Regions from separate parts of the Mus musculus genome. Here regions 1, 2, 4 and 5 are each linked to region 3. A link is a loop called in an ENCODE intact Hi-C map of the cell type or tissue named here. Cell type or tissue: heart. All regions are shown on one strand.

Region 1 (5,000 bases), 130 kb after region 3:
TTGGTCAGTGCAGTGACCCAGAAGCAAAACTGGGCTCATTGCCCAGGCTTTCATTTCCACTTTTTCATTTCCCCGTGCTTTAGAGGGCAGGCGACTAGGAAACGCTGTTCTCAGGCTGCTGAACTTCCACATTTGTAAGGGCAGCTCCCCCACAACACACACACCCTCTACCGATTACTTACCATTAGGTAAGATGTGGTTCTCATTTGTCAGGAGCAACCTTGAATAGTCATTAATGGAAAGTCCCCAAAGTGGAGAGCTCTTTCCCCACCTTACACAGTAGTGATGGCAGAGCTATCTTAGGTTGTTCTGGGCTGGCCTGTAAGTTCAGGCAGCCTGTCTTGTTTTCTGGCAATGCTACACCTCTGAGCAGTCTGTGTGTAGATGACAACAGGTGGTTAGCATCTATGTCAGAGTCGACATGTGTGCCTGGGCTATGGGACTTTTACTTTAAGGAGGATAAGAGAGTTTATTTTGAAGATAAATAGGACTGTGGCTGGGGAATACAGATTTAGGTTACTGCAAATTTCCTGTTGCAATGTGGTAACAATTTCATGGCCTTTTGTGATAACAACAGAAAACCATAAACTGAGATAGACGCTTTCAAAGTGCATCAGTGGAAGCATCAGCAGGTGGTTACAGAAAGGCCTCATGCTCTCCGACAGAAGATTCAGCGTTCTGGTTGTTAGACACTGGGGTCTGCTTGTATATTTTAAAGGATTTATCTAATGGTCACAAAGATGTCAGGTCACTTACAAAGGAGGACACACAGGGCAGGAGAGATGGCTCAGATAATGAGGCTCTGGCCTTGAAACATCTTATCCCTCCCCCCTGTTCTCACTAAGCTAGTCAGCCTTGATGTCGCTCCCAGTGAGGGGTGCTTCTTTTAGGAATGTTTAGTTGGCATTGGTAAGAGTGGTACACATTGGCGTCATACAGATTTCTTGGTGAGTGTGTCGAGGAGGAGCGTGGAGAACACTTCTAAGGGACCCCTTCCTGACCCTGCATGGCCTTATGGGTCTGCCATGAGCACTGAGACCTTGGAAGGCCAATCAGTGCTCCTGTATCCTGAGTGCTTGTGTTCTTCTCAGTTATAAAAGGTGACAGACTCACTTAGAATCATGGTGAGTAAGGCCACCAAAAGCTTATTGCTTTGGGATTTCTTTAGCAAATATTTGTGGTAGAAGATGTTTTAACTTCTTACAAATGTTTACTATTTATTCTGTGCGTCTGTGCACACAGCATGTGTGTAGGTCGAGGACAACTTGGAGAAGCCCATTCTCTCTTTCTGCCATGTGGGTTCTAGGAATCAAACTCAGATTGTCTGGATTGGCACCAAGTGCTTTTTCGTGCTTAACTATCTTGCCAGCCAAGAAAATAGTTTTTATGTATGTAAATAGTCTATCCACATGTTTAATGAGTTTTGTTTAGTGTTGTGTTTTGTTTTTGAGACAGGGTCTTGCTGGATAGTACAGGATGACCTGGGATGTGTAGTCATCTTGCCCTTGCCCTCTGGGCCCTGCGCTCACAGGTGCCTGTCACCTCCCTTGACTTGTAGAGATTATTTTTAAGTACGTATGTTGTCTTCATTGTTAAAAGTCTTTGTTTGAGTTTATTCCTAGAATTATTGATAACTTGGGGTTGGTTTGGTTTGGTTTTTTATTTTTGTTTTTGAGACACCATGTATCCCTGACTGGTCTGGAACTGTCTGTGTAGACCAGGCTGATCTCAAAAGTAGAGTGCTCACCTCTCTGCCTCCCAAGTGCTGGGATTAAAGGTGAGCACCACCACGTGCTGCAGATACATTTTAGGCTTGAATGGAAATGATTGAGGTTACTTAATTAAAAAAAGAAGACATACTGTAAATTCATAGTTAGACATCTAATTTTAGAATGGTATTGCATATTTTTCATTTCAAGAAACTTTCATTATGCTGGAGCTAAGTTTTGCCCAATTGTGACTTACTCTTTCAGGAACACAGTGTGTGATTTCTGGCAGAGTGATATTTTCAGAGTTACATTGGATTCTAGAAGAAGTGAATTCTGACTCTATCCGGTTGCAGTTCCCTTTCCTGGGTTATTTGGAAAGGAGGCTGTGAGCCTGCTCTGCAATTATACATTCCTGGGTGTGGTAAGCCCTTGAGGTTATCCATCAGTCCTGCTTCTAACGTTGTCTTCCTCTTCCTATCTTGACCAACTCTCCTTGCCTGCTGCAAACCTTCATCCTGTCTGCCCCTCTCACACCGTCCTGGGAGTTTCCTCACGTCCCTGCTGGATCTGCTTCCTGCTTCCTGTTTTGTCCTGTTTCTCACTTATTTCCTTATTTGGGTAGAGTATATCCTGTCCTCCCGCCTCCCACCTGGAACTCCCCAGTCCATTTGATCCCTGTTTAAGGCAAATTCTCCCTAATACAGTTCCCCTGTGTGTGATGTCACCCTCTTTGATTAAGGAAGTGTCCTCTATGATGGTTGTGTCCCGTCATAGCTTTTGAGCACCTACTCTAAAGTTCTGTGATTGCCACCAAAGATCCCAGGATTGGAGAACCCGGGCCTCTTCCCAGGAAGTTGTCAATGCTTAGGGATTTTCCAGGCTTCTCGTTATTGCCCACACTGCCCTCTAGTGGGCCTTCGGGAGAGCTTGCAGGATGTTTGGAGATGGTAGTCATACAGGAATACTAAATGCCTTATGTGTCTAGACCATCATTAGAATATCCGTCACACACTTGGGTGTGAAAGTCTGTTTGTAAGTATGCAAGCCTTCACCCTACCTCCATGTCACACACAAGCCCAAACCACTCTTGGGCTTATGTGTTCTCACTGTTTGTACAACAGATCAAAACAGGTATTATTCAGCAACGGGAAAGTAAAGACCAAAAGGTGGCTTAGGTGTTTTAGGAATTGTTTGTATTAGTCATAGATAGAACTTAATCTGTAAGAAGCCTTGAGAAGGGGGTCACAGGTCAGGGACTATAGCTGCTGCTGCTGCTAGTAAAAGCTACAATGATGAAGACTGGCTGCCTGTTCAGGCATAGAAGTAAAATTTGTTTACTTCTTACAAAAAGTGTGTTTGTTGCAGAGTAATGTATAGTACACAACTTGTTGAAGTTATGCATGCATTCCTACATACATGCATACATATTAAAAAGCCACTATCGAGCCGGGCGTGGTAGTGCACACCTTTAATCCCAGGGAGGCAGAGGCAGGCAGATTTCTGAGTTTGAGGCCAGCCTGGTCTACAGAGTGAGTTCCAGGACAGCCAGGGCTACACAGAGAAACCCTGTCTCGAAAAACAAAACAAAACAAAACAAGCCACCATGTAGAGATATCTGTGTGGTTTCTAGATACAGATGATGAACATTTTAAACTCTGTTCAAATGTTGTCTTATTATGTTTTCATGTATACTGTGAATACAACAGAGTATCTTAAAAACCTGGAATAGTAAAGAAAAGTTATTGTGTTTCTTCAGGTCAACAGCTGAGCCTGTGTCTTTAAGTTCAGAAGTATTTTATCTGGGAGAGAGTAAAATAAGGAACAAGATATATTGGACACATCCCCAGAGACCTGAAGACCTCCCAAAAGGCTTGTCTGGTGACCAAGCATTTAACACATTGGCCTTTGAGGAACATTCTAGATCTACTGGAATGTTCTAGATAGTCACTCGTTGAAAATTTTAATTTACACTTAGGACTAAATGCATTGATTTGAAATCTAATGTTGGATTTGTTACCTGTTACTTAGTAACTTATGTCAAAATTTAACAGCTTAAAACAATAAACACATCCTATATGCCTTGTGGTTTCTGAGGTCAGTAACCTGGTAGGAGCTTTAGTTCCTCAGGGCATGGGCATGCACCTCTAAGCTTCCTGTTACCTTTCAACTTGTTCCTCCCAGTGTCGTGACAGAGAGTACCACCCATGAAGGAACTTGTCCTCAAACACCTTCATCTTGGCTCTAATGTGCTGTTACTGGAACTTTAAGTCACTATCCATGCAGAGAAGAGAAGAACCTCATGCACACGAGTGCACCCTAAAGTGGGCTCATCGGAGCATTGTAAAGCTGGCCGATGCACACAGAGACATTCATGTTCTGTTGCTGTATTAGGAGGCTCTGAGGGAACAATCAGTGGGGTCAGTATGAGAGAGCGAGTACATGTGAGTGTTCCGAGAGCGGCCCACAGACTCTGGGCCGGGTAGTTCAACTATGGCTGACTCCCAGCAGAAAGGCCAAGGTTCAGTGAATTTCCAATCTGGTGCTGGAGTCCTGGAGAATTCTAGGGAGCTGCTGGTATTCAGTCTAAATTGAAATCCCAGAGAAGTAGGCTCTAATAACAATGAAGGAATGCCTAAGCAGCAAGATAGATGAACTTGCCAGCAAGAGCAAGGGCAAGCAGGCAAAGAGCAAAAGCTTCCTTTATCCACGTTCTTCTCTGAGGGCAGCCAGCAGACGGCGTGGTCCAGAGTTAGGGTGGGTCTTCCAGCTTCAAGTGATCCAGTCAGCAAAATCACTCACAGACCTTATTCAAGTTGACAACCAAAATTAGCCATAGTTGTAGTGGAAATATACATAAAACTTAGCATGTTAGAACTGGAGAGAGGGCACAGCAGTTAAGAGCACTTGCTGTTCTTAGGAGAGGGCTAGAGTTGGGTTCCCAGCAAGCACTCATGTCTGGTGGCTCATAACCTCCTCCAAGTCCAGCTCCAGGGGATCCGACAACCTCCTCTGGTCACTGTAGCCATGTTCATACACATACACAAATAAAAATAGTAAAAAAAAATATTTAAGTTGACCATTTTGTGCATTTTGAAGCAGCCCATCATCCACTGATAGCCAGTGCTGTGCATCCCAGGGGTTCCAGAGCAGGTTACTACTCGGAAGAGGCCCACAGCATCACAGCCGTCCCAGCCCGGGCAAGCACTGCCTGTATTCTGGCTGCATGGCTTTGCCTATGGCGAGTGCGACGCTGCCGTGCACGCTTTCTGTGCCTCATGTGTTCCTAGTGCT
Region 2 (5,000 bases), 82 kb after region 3:
ACAGTTATAGAGGTCAAGAAAGGAGTGAGACTACCTCAAGTGAATATAGGAAGCTCCAGATATGTGCTGAGAAGAGCGAAGTCCACCTATAAGTAAATATTTCCACTTATTATCCATAAAATTAATACTTCATAAATATGGAGTTGATATTTTTGTTATGCTTAATGAAGCATTTACCTCGAAAACAATTCAGAACCAAAAAAATACCTTTTAAAAAACATCTGCTATCTAAACATAAAGAAACAACCGGGGGCTGGTGAGATGGCTCAGTGGGTAAGAGCACCCGACTGCTCTTCCGAAGGTCCAGAGTTCAAATCCCAGCAACCACATGGTGGCTCATAACCATCCGTAACAAGATCTGACTCCCTCTTCTGGTGTGTCTGAAGACAGCTACAGTGTACTTACATATAATAATAAATAAATCTTAAAAAAAAAAAAAGAAACAACCAATCAATGTATCAGTAATAAATTGTTTTTGATACATAGCAATTAAGTGACTTAGAAAAAGAAAGTAACTAATAAAATAGGCACACATATTTAGTCTCTTGGGGTATTTTAAACCATGATCTTGACCCAAGTGAGACTTGAAGTAAGAAAGTAACATTTTCTAGTTACATGGCGGCAGGTAACAATATATGTATAGAAAGGATTATAGATTTTTTTTTTAAACTAGATTTCCTTCAACTGAATGAATACTAAGCATCTTTTAAAATGTGACATTTACAGTGGTGACAAAAACATCAGGTGTCACAAGTGCCCTCTAGCAAAATTTTAAGTTACAATAACAAGCCTAAAATTAACAAATGCAAACATAATATTGTGGTGACTCATGGTGGTGTTTGGGAGCCTGAAGCAAGATTGTCAAGTTTGAGGCCAGCCAGGGGGACACTGTGATTTCCAGACCAGCCTGCCCTACACAGTGGAAGAGACCGTTTTAAATAAATAAATCACATACAAAAACCTTTTACCTACTATTATTTCTGTTATTCTAGTGGCATTTGAATTTATGATGGTAGAAAAAAACAAGATCATTTCTTAAGGAAGCCTTGACTTATCCCACTAACCATTCTTGATCAGTGATTTGCCTTCCACTGTCTCACGGTTAAGAACTAATAGCTGGACTCAGTAATACTGCCAAGTCTTTATCACCGGAGCATTTATTGAACATTCACTTATACGTGACCAGTAGGTGCCAAGCTGGGCTGACTACTAATACTAATACAATTAAATCAGGGCTGTTCCAAGGACATTTAACATGGAAACAAACTTTCCAGATCTCAAGACCTTTCTTCTGCAGTGGCGACAAAAACACCTGAGATCTCTTTTACCGCCAGTTTCCAAGCGTGCCCGTGTGTGCGCCTGTGTGTAGGCCAGAGGGCAACCTCGGTGTCCTTTCTCAGGAGCTGTCCTCCTCACCTGTCAGTGCTGGCTGGGAATACACCCTGGAGCCACCGTGCCAGGCTTTTCTCGTGGTGCTGGAGCCCAGTCTTCACGCTTCTATAGTATGCACTTTACCCACAGACCGTTGCCCCAGCCCGGCCTATGACTTCCTACCAGCCTGAAAGGATCCCAGTTATCTAGACGTTCCAGTCTTTACCTGATTGCCCAGCACTGCTGTGGCACAAGCCGTCGACACCTCCTTGGGTCCAAACCATACCGAGGCGACGGGGGAGGGCAAGCCCAGGATGAAGACCTGGGCCACGGAGCACAGGATCTGCCCCAGCATGGTGACCCAGAAGAGGTGCCGCTGCACGCTGCCGCACTTGACCCAGGCTCCCAGGCAGTTGAGGCCGGAGCCCAGCAGCGCCGTGAGCCGCAGGCCTCGCGTGTCCAGCAGCCAGGTGGCCGGGAAGATGAGGGGCACGTAGGCCACCATGTACACCATGGACAGCCAGTTGATGTGCAGCGGCGACACCTCGTAGAAGTCCTCGAACACGTTGCTGATGCTGCTGTACTGGATCCACTGGAAGGCGTTCACCAGCGAGTAAAGGCTGAAGATGAGCAGCACCACGAAGCGCCTCGGCGACAGCGCTGTGCGCGGGGGACACGCGGGGCATGGGACGTCCTCCCCGTCGCCCGCGGGCAACAGCCGGGCCTGGGTCTCCTCCTCCGCCGCTATCAGGGCTTGCGGCCCGCCCTGGGCTCCCGCGATCAGCGGGCCGAGCCCGGGGCCTCCGTTCAGCGCCTCAGGCCCGTTTTGCGGTACCAAGCGCGCCTCCCCGTCCGGGGCGCCCTTGGGCACTGGAAGGTATCCCTTCCCCAGCGGGTGCCCGGGCGCCACGGCCGGCCCCACCTCGTCATCGGGCCGCGCCATGCCTCCCGGCTCCCCGCCCCGCCGCCCCTTAGTGCTCCTCGCCGGCTCCTAGGTCCCACCCGGTTCAGCGCGCTCGCCTGCGCCGCTTGCTGACTAAGTGAAGCAGAGCTCACCGCGCCTGGCTCTTGCCGGCAGTCCCCGCCCCCAGGGCATCTCGTATCGCGTAGTGCGACCCTCCATCCAATCATTGAGCGTTTCGGAAGTCCAGAAAACCAATCGGGGAGTTGCCGAGAAGAGGGGCGGGGTCAAGCTTGTGAAGATGTAAGAGGAGCCCAAGGCAGGCGTTCTCTACGCTGTGGTTTGCTGGAGCTGCCAGGCCTTTCTCTGCGCTCGCTCCGCAGCGTTTAGCCTCAGGTTATCTTGGAAGGAGAGCGCCAGAAAGCATTTCCGTCCGCCCAAAGAAAGAGGCTTCCTCAGAAGCAGGCCTTTGCGTTGATTGAGCTGAGCGGCTCCATCCACGCAGAGGACTGAAGGAGGTAATGGACAGGTGCAGCCCCTGCCTGCCTCCTGTACCCCACCAGTAACCAAAGTCTGTGCATAAGCTAACCGTGTACTTGCACATCCCGGGACCGGATGAGGGCAGAGCTCCGGAAGCATCAGGGTCCTACTGGGCCTTAGACAAAGTCAGCCTGCTACCCTTTGGGAAGCTGTGCGTGCAAACACGGGGTGCCAGGACTTAAGATTTACTCACTCTCTCTCCCTCTGATCCTCCTTTTTAGACAGGGTGTCACCCGGGACTCTGTAGGCAGGTTGACCCGAATTCATGGAAATCCACCTATCTCTGCTTCCTGAGTGTTGGAATGACTCTGGCGCTAATGAGCTCACAGTGGCTGCAGGGGACCTGCAGAAGACCAAGCCCATAAACCTTTAGTCATGGGGAGATAGGAGAACTATTAACAGTTTGAGGGTGCAGAGGGACAAGGCATTGTCTATGGTGATACAGCCGCTGGGGAGTTCCCCATGCTGTGAATAGCTCCACAAAGTATTTTGTAAATTAATTCATTTCTTTAGGAAAAGTGAGGCTCGTATAGAGCGAGACTGTTCAGGGGGTAACGTCTCTTTCTGACAACCCGGCAAACCTGAGTTCAGTTCTTCAGCACCCGCAGAGTTGTTCTCTGACCATCACACAGGTGCCCTCCCCAACAAACACACTATGTTAAGAAAAGAAGGGAAACCCTGTAAGTTCTTCCCAGCACGGCTTTGTAGATGTTCCTTTGGAGGTTGTTTTAGATTATTGAGTAACTGAATTAGATTATTGAGTCTCTGAAAAAAAAAAAAAAACTAAATGAGGAACCCAATGGACTTAATCTGCGCTCAAAACGTTTATTTTGTGAATTTATAAAAATATGAATTGTGTTTTTAATGCTCAACAAAATTTATCTTAAGTATTCAGAGATGTTAATGGTCTCATGGACTGTGGAGCCTGTGAAGGCTCCTAAACAAACAAATAAACAAACAAACATGCTCAAGCTGAGCACACGCCTGTAGTCCCAGTTATTTGGAGGCGAAGGCAGAAGAATCATCCAGGCCCACAGATTTAAAGGGAACCTGGCAGCCTGGCCAACAAAACAGGATTGCATTGGAGACTTTTGTTTACTTGTTTTTCTTTTACTTATTTTTGTTTTGTTTTCCATATGGAATCTCAAATAACCTAGACTGGCCTTAAACTAAGGAGCTCACTATGGAGCAGAGAATAACCTTGAACTCCTGCTCCTCCTGCCTCAGCCTCCCAAGTACTGAGATTGCAGGCATGTGCCATCAGGTTCAGTGTTAGGCAGTGTTGAAGGCAAACCCAAGACTTCTTGCATACCAGAGAGCCACTCTGCCGCCTGAGCTACATCTCCAGCCCAAACTGTTTTAAAAACACAAATGTTCAGAAAGGGGAGCCAGGGGTCGAATGTTGGGTACCTTTCTGTCCTTGCCCAGTCATTTAGATTACTTGCAAATTGACTCCCTTTCAAAAGTCCCAAACTGGAAAAATATAGTAGATATTATTTCCCTATAATCTGGTGAGAATTGGAGATCATCTCTTACCAGATCTGACAGATAACCTCTTCCCTGCATGGAATCAGGGGTTCTTGTTTGTTTAGGCTCCTTGTGCTTAAAGGGCATTTGTCCTCTCTTTTGTTAACAAGAAGAGTTGGTTGACAACAACTCCCGAGGTTTCTGGAATGGTCGATCAGCTCTGATTTTCCCTGCAGATGTTTATGTTACTCTTGCTCTCCTTCTCATGTGCCCTTCTTGCACATGACAGAGTTCTGTTTATAACACTGTAACCATACACAAAGTCTATTTATTACCTAGGGAGTCTGTGGGAGAGGAAAAGGACATCATAACTAAGGAGGGGCTATGTGGGTGATATATATATATATACATGACATATTAAATATATATGTGTGTGATATGTTGTATATATTATATTATGTATTTTTTAAAGATTTATTTATTTTATATGAGTACACTGTTACTCTCTTCAGAGACACCAGAAGAGGGCATTGGATGTCATTACAGATGGTGTGAGCCACCATGTGGTTGCTGGGAATTGAACTCAGGACCTCTGGAAGAGCAATCAGTGCTCCTAACCTCTGAGCCATCTCTCCAGCCCCATATTATGTATTTTTATTTTGTTTTATTTTCCCCCAGACAGGGTCCCTCTACGTAGCCCTGACTATCCTGAAATTCCCCA
Region 3 (5,000 bases):
GTTAGAAAGCACTAGTGGGGAGCAGTAGACATGTAGATGGTCACATAAGGAAACACGCGTGGAAAGCCTGCATCTCTCTGTAATGACTCGTGCGTTCTGAACTGTCGGCACGGGAGTGAAGGGCCTGCTTGTCGTTTCTGATTACCTCCATGAAAAACATAAACATTTTAGTGCATAAATAGTTAAAGTCTGTTCACTTAAGATGCCTGTTGAAATTCTGTGCAGGTATCTGGCCAGGAACAGTCTTCACGGGGACAAAGAATTTTATCTATTCCAATTTGGCCCCCAAACCTAGGCATCTCTCAGAACTGTGTTTATGAGGCACAGCAGGTTCCCAAAGTAGAAAAAACAGGTGAGTGTGGGGGACATTTTGGCAGTCTGCTGGGTAATGTTCTTCCCTTTGAAGTCATCAAGCTAACATGTGAAACTTAGTATCTCCGGCATTGAGTATCATGTACACAGACAGAAATAGCTTCTGGCTTCTGCTCATCCTTTTTTTTTTTTTTTTTTTTTTTTGATATGCTCCCAATTTCCTTTTTAAGAGTTAAATTTTTGGGACTTGAGAGATGGCTCACAGGCCCTGAACTCAGTTCCCAGCACCCACACAACCTTCTGTAATGATGGGATCAATGCCCTCTTCTGGTGTGTGTCTGAAGACAGCAATGGTGTACTCACATACATAAAATAAATCTTTAAAAAAAAAAAAAGTTAAGTTCCAACGTTATCTGTGCATGAGTGACTTGCATGTGGCCTTAGAATTGTTTGCACTTCCCCCTGATTCTGTAGGCCATCAAGATATAGATACAGGATCAAACATTTAACCCGACTTCTAAACTAGACATGAGTCGGAAGGACTCGAGAGAAAGCTATGCTCCGGCAAACTAGAACAGAATCTATGCACATTGGATTGATATGATTCCCTCTGCTCTTTCAGACAGTGATGTGACTCAAGCACAGCAGGAGAAAGCGGAGGTCCCAGTGTCAGCTGACAAGTGAGTTCCAGCTTCCCACATGTGAAATTATGAACATGCACCACCTTTTATATTTAGTAATGCTATAAATATAAGTCCTTAGACATAGTAAGGAGTTACCTGTGGTTATTGATTTAGCTTACAAAAATCAAGGGCCATATTTTTTTTTTTTATTTAATTTAGCAGAGATCCAGATGGTCCCGAGTAGCCTTGCACACACTGACCACTGAAAGCATCCTTCAAAACACAACCAAAGTCAGGCAGCGGGGGCTCACCCCTTTAATCCCAGCACTAAGGAGGCTGAAGCAGGTAGATCTCCCAAGTTTGAGGCCAGCCTGGTTACAGAGTGAGTCCCAGGACAGCCAGGGCTACATGGAGAAACCCTGTCTCAAGAAATACAACCAAGAAGTGCACGCTGTGGCTCATTATGTAAATGGAGGCTCTCACAGGTATAATTTTAAGATCTGATTTAGCATATTGATACTTTTTACCCCATGGGCTTTAGACGTCATTTGCTTACAGTCACTGCATCGGTAAAGGAGCTCTCACTTGGAATATGGTTTATTTCAGTGAAACTCCTCTAGCTGGATGTGATCATAACATTGTGGTCATTGAGGCAGAAGTATCATGAAAAGGGGGACAGCCTGGGCTATGTAGTGATATTGAGGTTAGCCTGATCTATATAAACTTTCAGAAAACCCAGGCATAGTGGCTTATACTTATACCAGTACTCAAGCAACTGAGACAAGAATTGCCGCAGATTTGAGGCCATCCTACGCTATAGAGTAAGTTCCAGTCCACCTGGGCTATAATGTAAGACCTTGTCTGAAAGAGAAAATCAAAAGCATCCTAGTCTTTGAGAATGGAGTAAAAGGTAATTTTTCTATGAAATCTTTTCCTTTTGCTTTAGAGTGTCCTCGCATCTACAGCACGGTTTCAGCTTGTCATCTGTCTATTCCCATTATGTTCCTGACACTGGAGTTCCAGAGGTGACCACCTGCCATTCCCGAAGTGCCATAACTGTTGATTATATTTTCTACACTGCAAAGAAGGAGAACACTGCTCAGGGGCCAGGTAAAGAGTGTGTGGAAACACGATGCTAGAACGCACAGGGCCTTTGCTGAGTGCAGCAGCAAGGCAGAGGGCTAGCTGTAGGGGTTGATGGATGAACTGGCTGGCTGGATGAATGTGACTGACTGCACAGAGCTTAACAGCCTACAGAGAACAAGGCAGTAATGAACCCCAACACAAACTCCCACAGAACTGCAGCCTTAGTTTGGCCCTTCAGTGCCAGTTGGAGTATAAGTCCTAGGCCGCCATCCACTCTTCATCATACATCCTGCCTCCCCATGGCAGCCACTGAGTAAGATGGTGAAGAACCACAGTTCTAGGATGGCTTCCAGCAGATCAGAGCTGCTGCCCACAGCAGACACTGGGCGTGCTGACCCTGGGGCTGCTCTCAGAAACAGAAGTGGGCAGTACATTCCTTGTTACAGCTCAAGAAGTCAGGTTGTATAAGCCAGCTGAGGGTTTAAAACAGGAAGCATTGAGATACTGGAAACCTAATATGTGGAATCTGTAGTGTCAGGTTGTTTCACTAAACCGACTACCCAGTGTGCCCTGCCCTCAGTTTAGACAGTAAGGTCTGGAAGTTGCCATGCCTACAGAATTCACTAGGTGGCAGGAGTACGCTACGGATCAGCAGCTCCAGTCTCCCTAAAGCATGTCACATTTCACTTGGGTGGAAAATGACTGGGCTCAAACCACACCATCTTACCCTGCAGCCCCTGCCAGGCTTCGCTCTGTGCATCAGAGTGGGCTGCTTTTCAGTCTCAGATTATTAACAATTTTATGTTACATTGTGTAGACTGTATTCATTGAAATAGAAAAAGTATCTGGCATAAATAACATGAAGCTACTGTTTAAGGATTATTAGTAACAGCTTTATAAAACTATACTCTAAAACCTTTCATATTAGTTTTCCGGTGGGCTTCGGGGTTCTGTTTCAGTGTTTTGTTTTTTAAAAAACTTTTAATTTGTTTAATGAGTTTGACTAAATGTGTGCTTCTTTAGGAGCTGAAGTTGCTTTGGTTGGTGGCTTGAAACTTCTAGCTAGACTGTCACTTCTAACAGAGCAAGACTTGTGGACTGTGAACGGCCTTCCCAATGAGCACAACTCCTCAGATCACCTGCCTTTGCTGGCCAAGTTCAGGCTTGAGCTCTGACTGCTGCTCATTCACGGGACTTCCTGTCTGTATTCTTTTCGAAGGATGTAAAAATTTTAAGTATTTGTATGCTGTTCACTTTTTGTGATGTGGGGTTCTGAATTTCTGTTATATGCTTGAAACAGATTGGAAGAAACAAATTTACAACTTTTTTTTAAATGAAATATTTTCCTGACAACTGATGTTTAAAGAACTTTATGGTAAATGACTTCTAAGTCCTGTTAAAGTTGACAGCATTTTTAAAATGTAGTTCATCTTGGCCCTGAAGATAGGAAGTCAGTGCTTTTTAGTTCATCCGGTGGTCCTGCCCGGACCTGCAAAGCTCAGCATGCTGCCTTTTCTGGAGACCCAGTTTCATTGGGAGAAGCCTGTGCGTGTTCTTAGAAATCACTGGGTCACTCACTCCTCCACAGGGTCCAAGCTTCTGAAGAGGCTTGACAATGTGTATGCTGTAGAGAACATTGGCCCATGTCACTGCTGCCCTGAGCTGTGGGATGTGCCTACATTTTGTAGTGGAAATAGTTGAGAAGTATAGATCACTCTCATACGATACGGTGGTGCACACCTTTAATCTTATTAGCATTTGGCTGATGGCAGCAGGTAGCTGTGTAAAGCCAGCTTTAGCAACACAACAAGTGTGAGGGCAGCCTGGGCTACATGAAACCCTATCTTAAGACAAAAAAAAAAAAAAAAAAAAAAAAAAAAGGTCAAGTCCTTTATATATGTCCACTCCTGCCTGGAAAAGGTTGCCATAAGGAAAGTAGATGAGCCAGGTGCATCCACAAACACCCTTAATCCCAGCATCTGGGAGACAGAGGCAGGAGGATCACTGTGTCCCAGGCTGACTAGAACTACACACAAGGCCCTGTGTCTCAAAGACCAGCAAAAGGTGGCAGACTCCAGGTTGTCCCTCTGTCTCCTGTACTTGTCTTTCTGTTTAACGATGGTGAAAGGCCCTTGGGTCAGGAGTGACATTTCGTTGAGCCGGTTTTGTATAAATGTATTAGAGAAGTGGTCTTTGGAAGGAAGCGAGAGCTCCGCAGCTGTTTATCATTTGCCTCTAACATGCAGGAGTCATCATGGGAGCTGTCACTTAGACCCGGTAGGGAGCCTCGCTGACTGTTGACTGTACAGTTGAGTTTGGTACCGTGGTACAGCAGGGTGCCATGGCGCTTGCACTGTTCTCTGCAGCCTCACAGCAGCCTGACCAGCCAGTAGCTTGCCCTGTACAAGTGTCCAGTAGTAAAATTCTAAATGTAAGTAGAAATTTCTCTGCTTTTTAAAATAGTAGACTCAGATTACAGGCATTTTTACTAAGTCATTACTGTGCAGTAATAAATGTTCTCTACAGTGAGTTTTATTAATAGAATGTTTTATATTAGACAATAAATCTTTGCAATTTAAATTTTTACTCATTTATTCCAGTTGTTTTATGTGTAGTAGACTACTGCCTCAGAGGTGTGCAGGCTAAGAAGTGCCCAGTGAGCACCAAGCAAGCCGACCCTGCTTTCCATGTAGAGTATGAATCCAATGCTGAGATGGCCCATAGTTTGCAGTAAGCCTCTCTGGGTGCTAAGGTCCTGGTTGGAGACATAATCAATCATTATCGAATTACAGTGGTGATTGTCTTCTTAATATGGAGGATGGCTTGAGGGGATTTGTACAGACATCATTGTAGGCAAACTAACATTCATAAAAACCTTTGTAAAGTTTTTATATCCTGATGAAGATAATGTGAAATTAGGCCTATTTCATGTATAGCACTTGGATACAGTTAACTTATAAATTGCTGATAGCTTATTGT
Region 4 (5,000 bases), 180 kb after region 3:
GTGTGAAACCCTAGAACCCAGGTTAAAAAAAACAGCAAAACAGCCAGGTGTGCCAGAAATGCTATCACTCATAGAAGACAGAAGCAGGATCCCTGCACACACACACACACACACACACACACACACACACACACACAAACATGCACACACACAAACATGCACACACACAAAAGCAGGAAACCAAGGACAATTCTTAATTTCTTCTGATGCTCTGATGCAATAATGCTCCAGTCTTTCCATCTATTTTTGGTAAAACCAGACTTGCTATTTCAAGAGAAAAGCGCTATAGAAAGAAATAAAGGTGAACCAAGAGTTCTCCCAAGACGCCCACAGGCTCTTGCCAAACATCTCAATGAGTTCACAATAAATGAGTCAGAGTTCTCACTGGCTTCAATGTTCCTCTCCAGGTCCCTGGAGGGAAGAAGAAAGTCTAGGGACTCAGAGACCAGTGGGCTCAGTCATGGAAAAGCCAGGAGTCCTACTGCCCCTGGCAGCACACATTTCTCATTTGTCTATGGCTCCCCAGGGAGTGGCATCTAGGGACCTTTCTGAAAGACAGTCAGGAGCAGTGCTTCTCCAGACCCGGGTGGATTACCCCTGACCTCTGCCATTCATCCCAGCTGCTGCCATGTAGGGTTTCTAAGAAAGACATGGTGGGGTGACATTTCCAGGAACTGAACTTGTTTCCTAGAGATGTCACACTCTGGAATGTTCCCAGTGGCTGTCAGGGGAATTCTGGGATGACTCAAGTGAAGACCCGAACCAGTAAAGGGTGAGCCTGAAACCACACTCTCCATCCCCCACTCTGTTAAAAGGCAGCAGCATCGAAGGCTTGAGCTCCTCATCTGACCACCAGGAAGCCTCACTAGACAAACCAGAGGCACTTTCTACCCAAAGGTGGCCTCACACCTCCAACGCTCATTTGCATATGTGGTTGGCTTTATAATGAGCTTCAGCATAGCCCTCTGACAGAATCCAGTGTGACAGATGGCAGCTACCTTTAAGACCCGATTGAGGTTCAAATTGATAGAGCATGAGAGCCAGTGTGTCAGCTGACTGGTCACCATACACAGCACAATTGTACATTGCAAGCTAGACTCAGGGTAGTGCAAAACAGGGTTGCTGAGGGTGGAAGAGACACTAGTGCAGTGGGGAGCTTGCATTCCTAGTGCAGTGGAAGTGGAAGAGGTGGGCCCCAGAGCTAGCTGACCAACCAGTACAGTCTCTTGGGATCCAGCTGGAGATTCTGTCTTAAAAAAACAAAAAACAAAAAAGGCTGGACGGTATCTGAAGATGACAACCAAAGTTGATCTCTGGCTTCTGCATGCATCCATACCCAAGTGCATCTGCAGTCACATAGCACACACACTAGTGCACACCCCCACGCACATCCACATGCCCACCCACACACCCACGTGCATCTTCAGTCACTTAACACACACACAGGCACATAACACACCCACGTGCATCTGCAATCAAATAGCACACACATATACACATGCACATACACGTGCTCACTCATACACCCATGTGAATCCGTAATCACATAGCACACAGACACAGGCACACACCCATGCACACCCATGCATGCATGCACATCTGCAATCACATAGCACACACAAGCACACTCACACAAGCAAACACATACAAGCATACACACACAAGCGCACACACACGTTCTCCCACGCAACCATGTGCATCTTCGCTTTCCCTGTGGGACCCCCTACACAGCAGAGATGAGAGTCCCACACTATCATAAACTGAGTTCTGTTCTGTGCAAACTGCGTTTACAGGAGCGCAGTATCTCCTGTGCTAAGCGGGAACAAAACCTGATGTTTTAACCCTCACCCCGAATCTGTCTGTGTTCTCCTCCCCCCTACACGGGGAGGGGTGTTGCAGTGCTCTTTCCAGAACTGCCTTCAGCAGGGAAGCAGGGAGAGTGCCCTTGCACATCACTGCAAGATGAAAGCAGGAGACAAGAAAGGCTTATGGGCCAACACTGCACTCTAAAGACCGAGCGCCAGGATGGAAAAGGACTTTGGGAGAAAAGGCAGCAGGCTCAAAGCTTTACTCTTATTTGCTTGTTTGTTTGGATATAGAGGGGGTGAAACCCGGGGCTTCATGCATGCTCAAGTTCTCTAAAAATAATCTTTAGCCCATTTCTTCTAATGCATCCTATTTGAAGGTAGATGTGCCGGGCCTTGTGGCAGAGTTTCTTCTTCTGTGGAATTGTGTAACATTTAAAACCCACAGAGATTCGAGCGAGCCCACACATGGAGGCTGCGACTGGGAAAGAGGAAGGAGCTCTGCCCCGGGCGCAGCACCCCTACTTCGAGGCGCAGTACCCCGACTCCCCGAGTGTCGAGAAGTCTGCCTGGACCGGGGCTTGCGCTGCGGCTGAGGTCTGCACCAGCACGGGCCTAGAGGGCGCGTCCGCGGGGAATGGAACAGCGGTTTCCAAGCTCTCGCCCCGTCTACAAGCTCCCCGGTCCTAGAGGTGAGGCTGGGTCGGAGATCAAGCGTAGACCGCACCCGAGAGTCTCTGGCATCGCAGCGGCCCCTGGTGGCTACCGGCGGACAAACCTAACCCAGCCAGAGCCCAGAGGGTGTGTGGCTTGGGTGCCCCAGTCCCAAGCCTCCTGGGTTGGCTTTGTGAACTCCTGTCCCCCACACCCTCCGGCCTCGAACAGGTATAGAGCTGTGAGCCAGAGCCCTGTTTGTGAGTCGTGGCCTCTGACCTGCCCAGGCCTCAGGGTGATCATTTGTGAAGAGTGTTACAGTAAGGCCCTGAGGCAGGTTTACTGCAAAGCACAGTCTGCAAAAATACTTGCAACCTTAGGAATGCAAAATCCTTGGTGATGTCATCACTCAGTAATTACCGCGGGTGGACAGCTGCGAAACTCGTGTTCCACAGGTGATGGAGGCCCTGAGACTATTGCAAAGAAGCAAAGACATCTTACTTTTCAGTTTAACAGACAATCGCAGATCTAAATATTTGTCATATCTAAATAGCTTGGTGTTATATAATCTCAACACTCCAGAGGCTGAGGCAGGAGGATCATACTTAGTTCCAGGCCTGCCCAGCCACATAATGAGACCCTGCCCCGCCCCCAAAACCCAAACAACCAACCACCACCACTACCACCACCATCAACAACAACAACCCCTGAAAACCAGGGACTGGAGAGATAGCTCAGTGGTTAAGTGCACTGTCTGGTTTCTCAGCATCCATACGGTGGCTCACAACCATCTGTAAGTCTAGCCTCTGTGGATCCAATGCCTTCGTCTGGCCTCTGCAGGCACCTGCATGCATGTGGTACATAGACATACATTCAGGCAAACACTCATACACATAAAGTAAAAAATAAATATATTTAAAGAATACCCATAAAACCAAGCACAGCAGGCATGGGAGGGAGATAAGAGGACAAAGAGGCTGGCCTGGTGTATACCTTTAATCTCAGCACGGGCAGGCACAGACAGGTGGATCTCTGAATTCCAGACCAGCATGGTCTGCATAGTGAGTTACATACATGTATGATATTGTAAAAGAATAATTTTTAAATTTATATTTATCTTATGTGCATAAGTGTTCTGCCTATGTATATGTCTGTGTATCATGCACACATGTGTACATGGTGCCTGAGATGGTCAGAAGAAAGTCTTGATCCCCTAAAACTGAAACTATGACTGGCTGTAAGCCAACATGTGGGCCCTGGGAATCAAACCTGATTCCTCTGCAAGAACACCAAGTACTCTTAACTGCCACAGACCGGGCTCAGTCGGCCTCTCTCAATCCGCAGAAATTAGGGGTTCCAGCAGGTGGGCATGGAGTTGGTGAGAAAAGGGTGCCAAATGGACACAGACACAAGGGAGTGTTGTATCTGGATGTAATTTTTCACAAAGCAAACACCAATCTATAATACAGGAAACAAAGGAGTAAGGTGTCACAGCAGGCAAGGTACATTAAAGTATCTGACACAAAACAGAGGAATGCCTACAAAGGACTGACAGGAACCAGGTAATGTTTACAGTAAAGATAAAACAGCCCTGCCTAGAGTCAGCTAATGTCAGGTAAGGATTTCACACCCTAGTCACAATTTATGCTACTCCTTTGAACCTTGTGAAAGCTAGCACCAGGGGCTTCTGCTCTAGCAGACCTTCTCATGAATAATGCAATACCACAACCCCCCTATTTCCTAGGCCTTGGTAAATACTTGCATATGAGAGTAACTTGGCTGTTCCTTTAGGTATCTGTAGGGAATCTCCATTTATCAGAAGAATTCACCAACTTTCTTCTAATATGAAATGTAGTTTGCAATACCTGAATGTAATGAAGATTCTAGGTATACATAAGCCTGCCCTGAGACTTCTAACTCTTATCCAGTAGAATACTGTAAGAAAGCATGCAAGACCCTCCACAATATTGCAGGGACGAATCTGGGGCATTCTAGCTATGGGAATGCCAAGGTTCCAGGAGGCTAAGTTTCCTCAAAACTCTTTGCCTTGTGACTGCTTGCAGGCTTTTAGGCCTGCCAAGCGAGTCACTACTGGAGTGGATGTAGCACTTAACCACGGAGCCACCTCTCCAGCCCCCAAATAAAATATCTAAAACCATAACAACGAGCTGGTGAGATGGCTCAGCTGTTAAGAGCACTGACTGCTCTTCCAGAGGTCATGAGTTCAAATCCCAGCAACCACATGGTGGCTCACAACCATCCATAATAAGAAACAAATAAAAAACCTATGGGTTGGAAACGAGTGGGGCTAGAGCAAGAGGGAGAAGGGAAGGGGAATAAATAAATAAATAAATAAATAAATAACAAAAACAAACAAAGGGCTAGCTTTCATATCCATTAACCCAGGAGAAAACCTGGTTCTCACAGTGACCCTTGCTGACCCTTTTTGCAGCTATGAGGGACAAGGGTGGGCTGCACAGACCCTGGGCCTCCTTCTAAGCTGTTCACTAATTTCTCCACACTTTATGTTTTTATCTGTAA
Region 5 (5,000 bases), 240 kb after region 3:
CATTTCAGGCTCTTCTGTGGCCGGTATGCAGAATATACAAATGTGGCCTCGGTCCCAAAAGGAAGGAAGGAAAAAAAAAGTACAGCGCCTGCCGTGATCCCATTTTCAGTCTCCTTTCAAAAAGAATCGGGAAGACACTTGAATTGGGCCACATCTGTTAGCCAGTGGAAGCTGGGGCCCTGAATTCAACAACTCTGTGGCAGAACTTTCTCCTGGAGGAAACTGGGTCCGAATGAAGAAGGTAAACACACCGTGGGGTATGTTTCTTTGCCCCAGTCACTGGCAGGGAACGGCGGTAGTGGTGGTAACTCAGGTCATGCAGGAATACGGAGCCCCTTCTTAACGAGATGGCTGGCAAAGCAAAGGACCTCACTCAGCAGGCAAAAGCCAGGAGCAAAGTTCTGGTTTTATGGGGGTGTTGTTTAGCTTTGACATGCAAGGAGCAAAGCTTGGAACAGGGCCAAAGAAAGATCTAGGATGAAGGAGCAGGCAATTTGGCCCTATGGGACTCAGTCTACATGTGGAAGTTGGCTGAGAAAGCGAGCAAACCATTGCTGAAGCTCTGTCCCGGCTGGCCAGTTAAACAACTGAATAAATAAAGTGCAGCCGAGGTGGCCGAAGCAGATGACCTCATCAGTCTATAGGTCAGCAAACCCACAGGGGTGACAGGGGGAACCACGGGCAGAAGCAATCTAGGAAGAGTGTTCTGGTGCCTCTTTCTGCTGCAGACTTGCTGCCCCCATCGCCCCCACGGGCCTTTTCCCAAAGCAGGAGCGGTATAGGGACCGTCCTCGGCTACACTGGTCATCAGCCAAGTCCCAGAGGGCAGTGAGCCTTTTGGCAAATCTCTAACATTTAAGGAGAAATCTATCTACCTTGTCTCCCTTGAGCTTTGCAGCCAGCGTTGTGAAAACTAGTCCCATTTTAGACATGAACTTACTGAGATTTAGTCAGATCACATTAACATGGGATAGTATGGGGCACTGGGATTTGTTTTGCGTGGTTTCAGAACTCACAGCCTTCCATAAAATCCCTATACCAGAATTTGTTTGTTTGTTTGTTTGTTAACTGAGATTTGAAGACTGCTCAGTTATGTGTGGTGATAGTACCCTGGTGTACTATCTCTTCTGTAAAGGAAGGCTGGTAATGAGTACCCTAATTCCCCAAGAGTGGTGGAAGCAATTTGGGAAATAATACAAGAAATGCCCTGGAAAGCATTCTGCCATGAGGAGCTACTCTGGGTCTCCCAGGAGCTCCCACAGAGGGATGGCTGCTCTCCTACGGAGACTCCCTGGGGTCTGGTCACCTTCTTGAGCCCTTCCTGAAGATCCCTTTCCCTGGATATTAAGGCCCACTGGTGGAGGCAGAAATTCCAGAGCAGTAAAAGAACTCAAAAAGATGTATACAATTCTTTTCCAGACAGGAGTAAGAACTGAAGGTCTCTTAATTGGAAGCTGTAACCTTGTACCTGGGGGATGTTTCTATGACTTCTGAAGCCAGAGGCTCGGCATCCTCCTATATATTCTCCTTTGCATTTTATTGGAAATACAGACAAACAAACAAAAACCCCAACAGTCCAGGGGTGGAATTCAGGGCTGCCACTGGCCTGGCCATCATTTGTAGGACTGAATAGTTCATCTATACTTAACTAGTTCATCTATACTTAACTAGCTTGAGCCACAGCAGTTGAGCATGAGCCTTTAGCAGCCCAGTTAAGTTTATTAACGAGCCCTTTGAGGTTAAAGTCCGCTGTATAGGACTTCCCCCAACAGCATTCTTAGTGTAAAGTCAGGAAGAAACTGAGGAATGTCAGTGGTATGGAATGTTTCTGTGAAGAGCTGGGGGTGGGGCTTACTTGGGGACACAAGCATGTTAGAAAGCTGTTAAGAAGCCCCCATGGGGGCACACTCTGTAAGATTTGGGCTCTTGTCTTTTCTGGTTTGTCTTGCACAGAGGTCTCCAGAGAGTCAGGCAGAGCCAGGCTGTGTCCTCCAGGGAAAGAAAGTTGAAAGTTTCAACTTGATTTCAGGAGCTGAGGCCCCAAAGAGGGGAGATTTGGGGTGAGCTGAGTGAACTTTCTACACTGATCATAAAGCTGTCTTTCAGATATGCTTCCAGATGCTGCTTCATGACTTCCAACCAGAAATTATGCCGCACCATCGGCAATCTCGCCATTTTCAAGAAAATGAAACTTCCCTCACTTAACTGGAAATTCAGCTCCTAGATTTTTATCTCCTAGTAGCTTATGATGGCTTTGAATTTTCACTTTTGATTTCCACTTCCTTCCACCAAGCTGTCTGCAAACTGTCCTGTAGTACTAGGGAACCAGTACTCCTTCCTGACTCTACATCCTGTCCTTTCTCCTGTTTGAAGGCTGGAGGCGGGAGGCTGGGCTTGAGGGTCAGAGACAGCATTTCCAGGTCTGCCTCTGGTTCTCACTAGTTGGGCACCCACTCCCGAGCCAGAGGCTTTCTGACCTTCAGTTCCTATCTGAACTGACCAGTTCCCTCCCAGGGCTGTGGGGAACAACACATCACATGCACAAACTTTAAAACATAAGGAAATTAGGATCCATACATTCACATTCTCCCTGCCCCTCAGGGACCCTGATCTAGTTCAGTTCAGTTTAGTTCTAGTCATCAGGAATTGACTGGAACCCTCAAGAATTTCAAGCCAGTCTGTCACAACTGGTGGTTGACCCCCGAGTTCCTAAGACACCAGGTGAATTACACCCAATTGGCTGACATCAGCATTCCTCCATTAGGGTTGGATTGGCCAAGATTGTGAGTTCTCACATAGGAAACCATTTCTCTCTTGAAGTTTCTGGGGGGTCCTGGCTATGTCCCTCCTCCCTTGACAAGGAACCCCTGTAGCCAGTTCCTTAAAGAATCACAGACTTTGGCTAAAGGAACTCAACGGGACTCCCAGCATTAGAATTGTCTAGCTCAAACCCCCATTTTGTCATTGAATAAACTGAGGTCCCAGAAGGAAAGCACTTGCCTAACTAAACTCACAGAGATGGGTGTGGTCCAGTCCAGCCAAGCTGCCCACACCCACCCTCTACTCATTCTGCACTACCAGGAGGACCCATCAGTTAGTTCAATAGATCAACCAAATAAGCAACCACAGAGAGAGCTGCCTGCCAGGGGGGCAACTGAGGGCTGAAGAGACCCATACCTGGCACCCCTCATAGAGGAGGCTCTGACAGAATGAAGACCAGAAGAAACTGGTGTGCCAAGAAGGGATTTAGATAGCCACAGGTGCTGGGCAATGCCTTCTTCACTCTGGGAACCTGGTCAGCAGCCTCTGAAACCTCTTGATAGAAGCAACAGCAACCCCCACCCCAGCCCCACCCGCTCCAAGCAAGAGCCTGTATGTGGTAACATTATCCCATAACAAATGCAACATGCAAAACATGTGCTCCCTTCTTGGTGACACATGCCTGTAATCTCAGCACTTGGGGACCGAGGCTAGAAGACTGCCATAAGTTTAAAGCAAGCCCCAGTTACATAGGGAGACTTTGTCTCAAAAGAGTGGAACAACAGGAGGGGAGAATAAACCTTTTAAATAATCGGGCTTGGCAACTCCTTTAATTTATAAGAAAGCTCGTGAGCTACATGATTAAATCAAATAAAATGGCTAAGAGGAAAATACAGAAATGGGAGTTGAAAATGAGCATGGGGTCGAAGCAGGGAATCAATCCAACGGGAGAGAGCTAGGAGACAGAGATGTAAGAGAGGCCCCCTTTCCTGTCCTGTCTCAGAGACCGGCTAGGAACGCTGGGTGGGGGAGCCTCCACACTGAACATCCCTCCCTGGCTCCTTTTACTTTAATTATTTTAGTCTAGAAACAAATCTGTCAAAAGCTGGCTATCTGAAGCACACAGCGCACAGAAAGGTGCTGGGCGTGTGGGCCTGTAATTTCAGCACTTGGGAGGCTGAGGCAGGAGGATTGGCCGGAGTTTTTATGGGCAGTCTGGATTACAGAGTGAGACTCTGTCACGAGAATACAAACAACCCCCCCCCCGCACGCCCCCCCCCCCAAGTACAAGTGGTTCCACACCCTGGTCCCTCCACCCGCTTGATCCGATTCCTTCGCTTCCCTTCCAATACATAAAGAAACTCAAGGGCCGGTTAAAAGTCAGCCAGAGCACAGCAAGTCACAACAGCGAGTGAGGCTGGAAGTGACGTCTCAAACCTAGCGGTCCGAAGTTAGCTGGTGCGGAGACCTCTCGGCCTTCAGCCCCGGGACAGCGCCACACCAGGGCTCGCCGCCTCCAAACTTATCCTAACACACTTTCGCTCACAGCGCTCTACGCGGTCATGCTGCCCAGATCTCTGCTCCGGGGAGCGCAAGGCGACCTCCAGCGGCTGTGCCGGACCTCCGTTCGAGCGTCCGGTCTTCATTCATTTAGCTCGATACCGGGAGCAGCGCTTCAACAAGCCGCGGCCACTGCGCCTCTACGCGGACTTAGGAGGGACCCGCTCCGAGTCCAGGGTCCGGGACAAGAAGTGATGGATGGAAGAGGGGACCCCGATCGCCAGAGTGTGAGTCACCTCCGCGCACCAGCACCCACCTTCCACCCAGACGACCTCTCCTAGTTGCAAACTGAGAGCGCAACTCCTCCGTCCCTGGGCATCTTTCACGCCTCGAGTCAAAAGAGAAAGTTCGTTCTTTCACTTTACCAGAAACTTTTTACCAGCTAAGAACGGCAGCGGCAAAGAGCGGCTCAGCCGAGCGACTGTGGCACGGACACTAGGGCTTCAGTCTCCGGTGGCGCAAGGGTCCCGGGACTGGTCACCAGAGGGGAACTTAGGGTGAGGAGGGCAGCGCTCCTCGGTGTGGCTCTAACTCACCTCCAGTCTTCGCTCGGGGCGGCCAGGGTCCAGAGAGCGGCCAGAGGCGGGTGGTCTGTCCCGCCGGCGGGCGAGCGCCAAGGACTCTGCCGGAGCGCGGGTTAGCCGATTGGCTCCACTGGGGAAGCACCGTGCGCGGCGTCT

The links. Hi-C counts contacts between places; a loop is a spot of excess contacts. Peaks named below come from ENCODE experiments on the same cell type or tissue, not always from the same donor. Only the 100,000 strongest peaks of a DNase experiment are listed, where the experiment ranks them.
Region 1: a loop joins it to region 3, with 7 times the contacts of the local background. A loop is called at or near these places in 21 of 42 quality-filtered maps.
Region 2: a loop joins it to region 3, with 5 times the contacts of the local background. A loop is called at or near these places in 3 of 42 quality-filtered maps.
Region 4: it touches region 3 in a loop (7-fold over the local background); 8 of 42 quality-filtered maps call a loop at or near these places.
Region 5: a loop joins it to region 3, with 2.4 times the contacts of the local background. A loop is called at or near these places in 4 of 42 quality-filtered maps.

The regions. Positions count from the first base shown.
Region 1 is chr1:191,073,152-191,078,151 of GRCm38, forward strand. All of the region lies in intron 4 of Nsl1 (NSL1, MIS12 kinetochore complex component), which reads left to right. Among named protein-coding and RNA genes, the nearest start is that of Nsl1, 13 kb to the left of the region's middle. In heart, a CTCF peak has its summit at 2,631 (motif pointing left); DNase peaks (open chromatin) are centred at 40, 2,290 and 2,560; H3K27ac peaks cover 316 bases.
Region 2 is chr1:191,023,780-191,028,779 of GRCm38, forward strand. It overlaps Flvcr1 (feline leukemia virus subgroup C cellular receptor 1), which reads right to left and starts at 2,411. Exons shown (of 10, transcript NM_001081259.1): 1 at 1,598-2,411. The coding sequence starts at 2,314. It overlaps A230020J21Rik (RIKEN cDNA A230020J21 gene), which reads left to right and starts at 1,572. Exons shown (of 2, transcript NR_027298.1): 1 at 1,572-2,790. In heart, a CTCF peak has its summit at 2,425; DNase peaks (open chromatin) are centred at 1,432 and 2,472; H3K4me3 peaks cover 2,628 bases; H3K27ac peaks cover 2,267 bases.
Region 3 is chr1:190,941,896-190,946,895 of GRCm38, forward strand. It overlaps Angel2 (angel homolog 2), which reads left to right. Exons shown (of 9, transcript NM_021421.4): 6 at 226-352; 7 at 935-992; 8 at 1,882-2,045; 9 at 3,045-4,596. The coding sequence ends at 3,196. Among named protein-coding and RNA genes, the nearest start is that of Angel2, 16 kb to the left of the region's middle. In heart, a CTCF peak has its summit at 2,634 (motif pointing right); a DNase peak (open chromatin) is centred at 2,656.
Region 4 is chr1:191,123,585-191,128,584 of GRCm38, forward strand. Gm46178 (a long non-coding RNA gene) reads left to right here. Exons shown (of 3, transcript XR_001779634.1): 2 at 1,181-1,188; 3 at 1,735-1,744. Gm31640 (a long non-coding RNA gene) reads right to left here. Exons shown (of 3, transcript XR_373868.3): 3 at 4,727-5,000. Among named protein-coding and RNA genes, the nearest start is that of Gm46178, 5.2 kb to the left of the region's middle. In heart, a CTCF peak has its summit at 2,584 (motif pointing left); a DNase peak (open chromatin) is centred at 2,547; H3K4me3 peaks cover 625 bases; H3K27ac peaks cover 582 bases; H3K27me3 peaks cover 653 bases.
Region 5 is chr1:191,178,237-191,183,236 of GRCm38, forward strand. It overlaps Atf3 (activating transcription factor 3), which reads right to left. Exons shown (of 4, transcript NM_007498.3): 1 at 4,857-5,000. Among named protein-coding and RNA genes, the nearest start is that of Atf3, 2.6 kb to the right of the region's middle. In heart, a CTCF peak has its summit at 4,354; DNase peaks (open chromatin) are centred at 2,405 and 4,425; H3K4me3 peaks cover 1,928 bases; H3K27ac peaks cover 1,976 bases.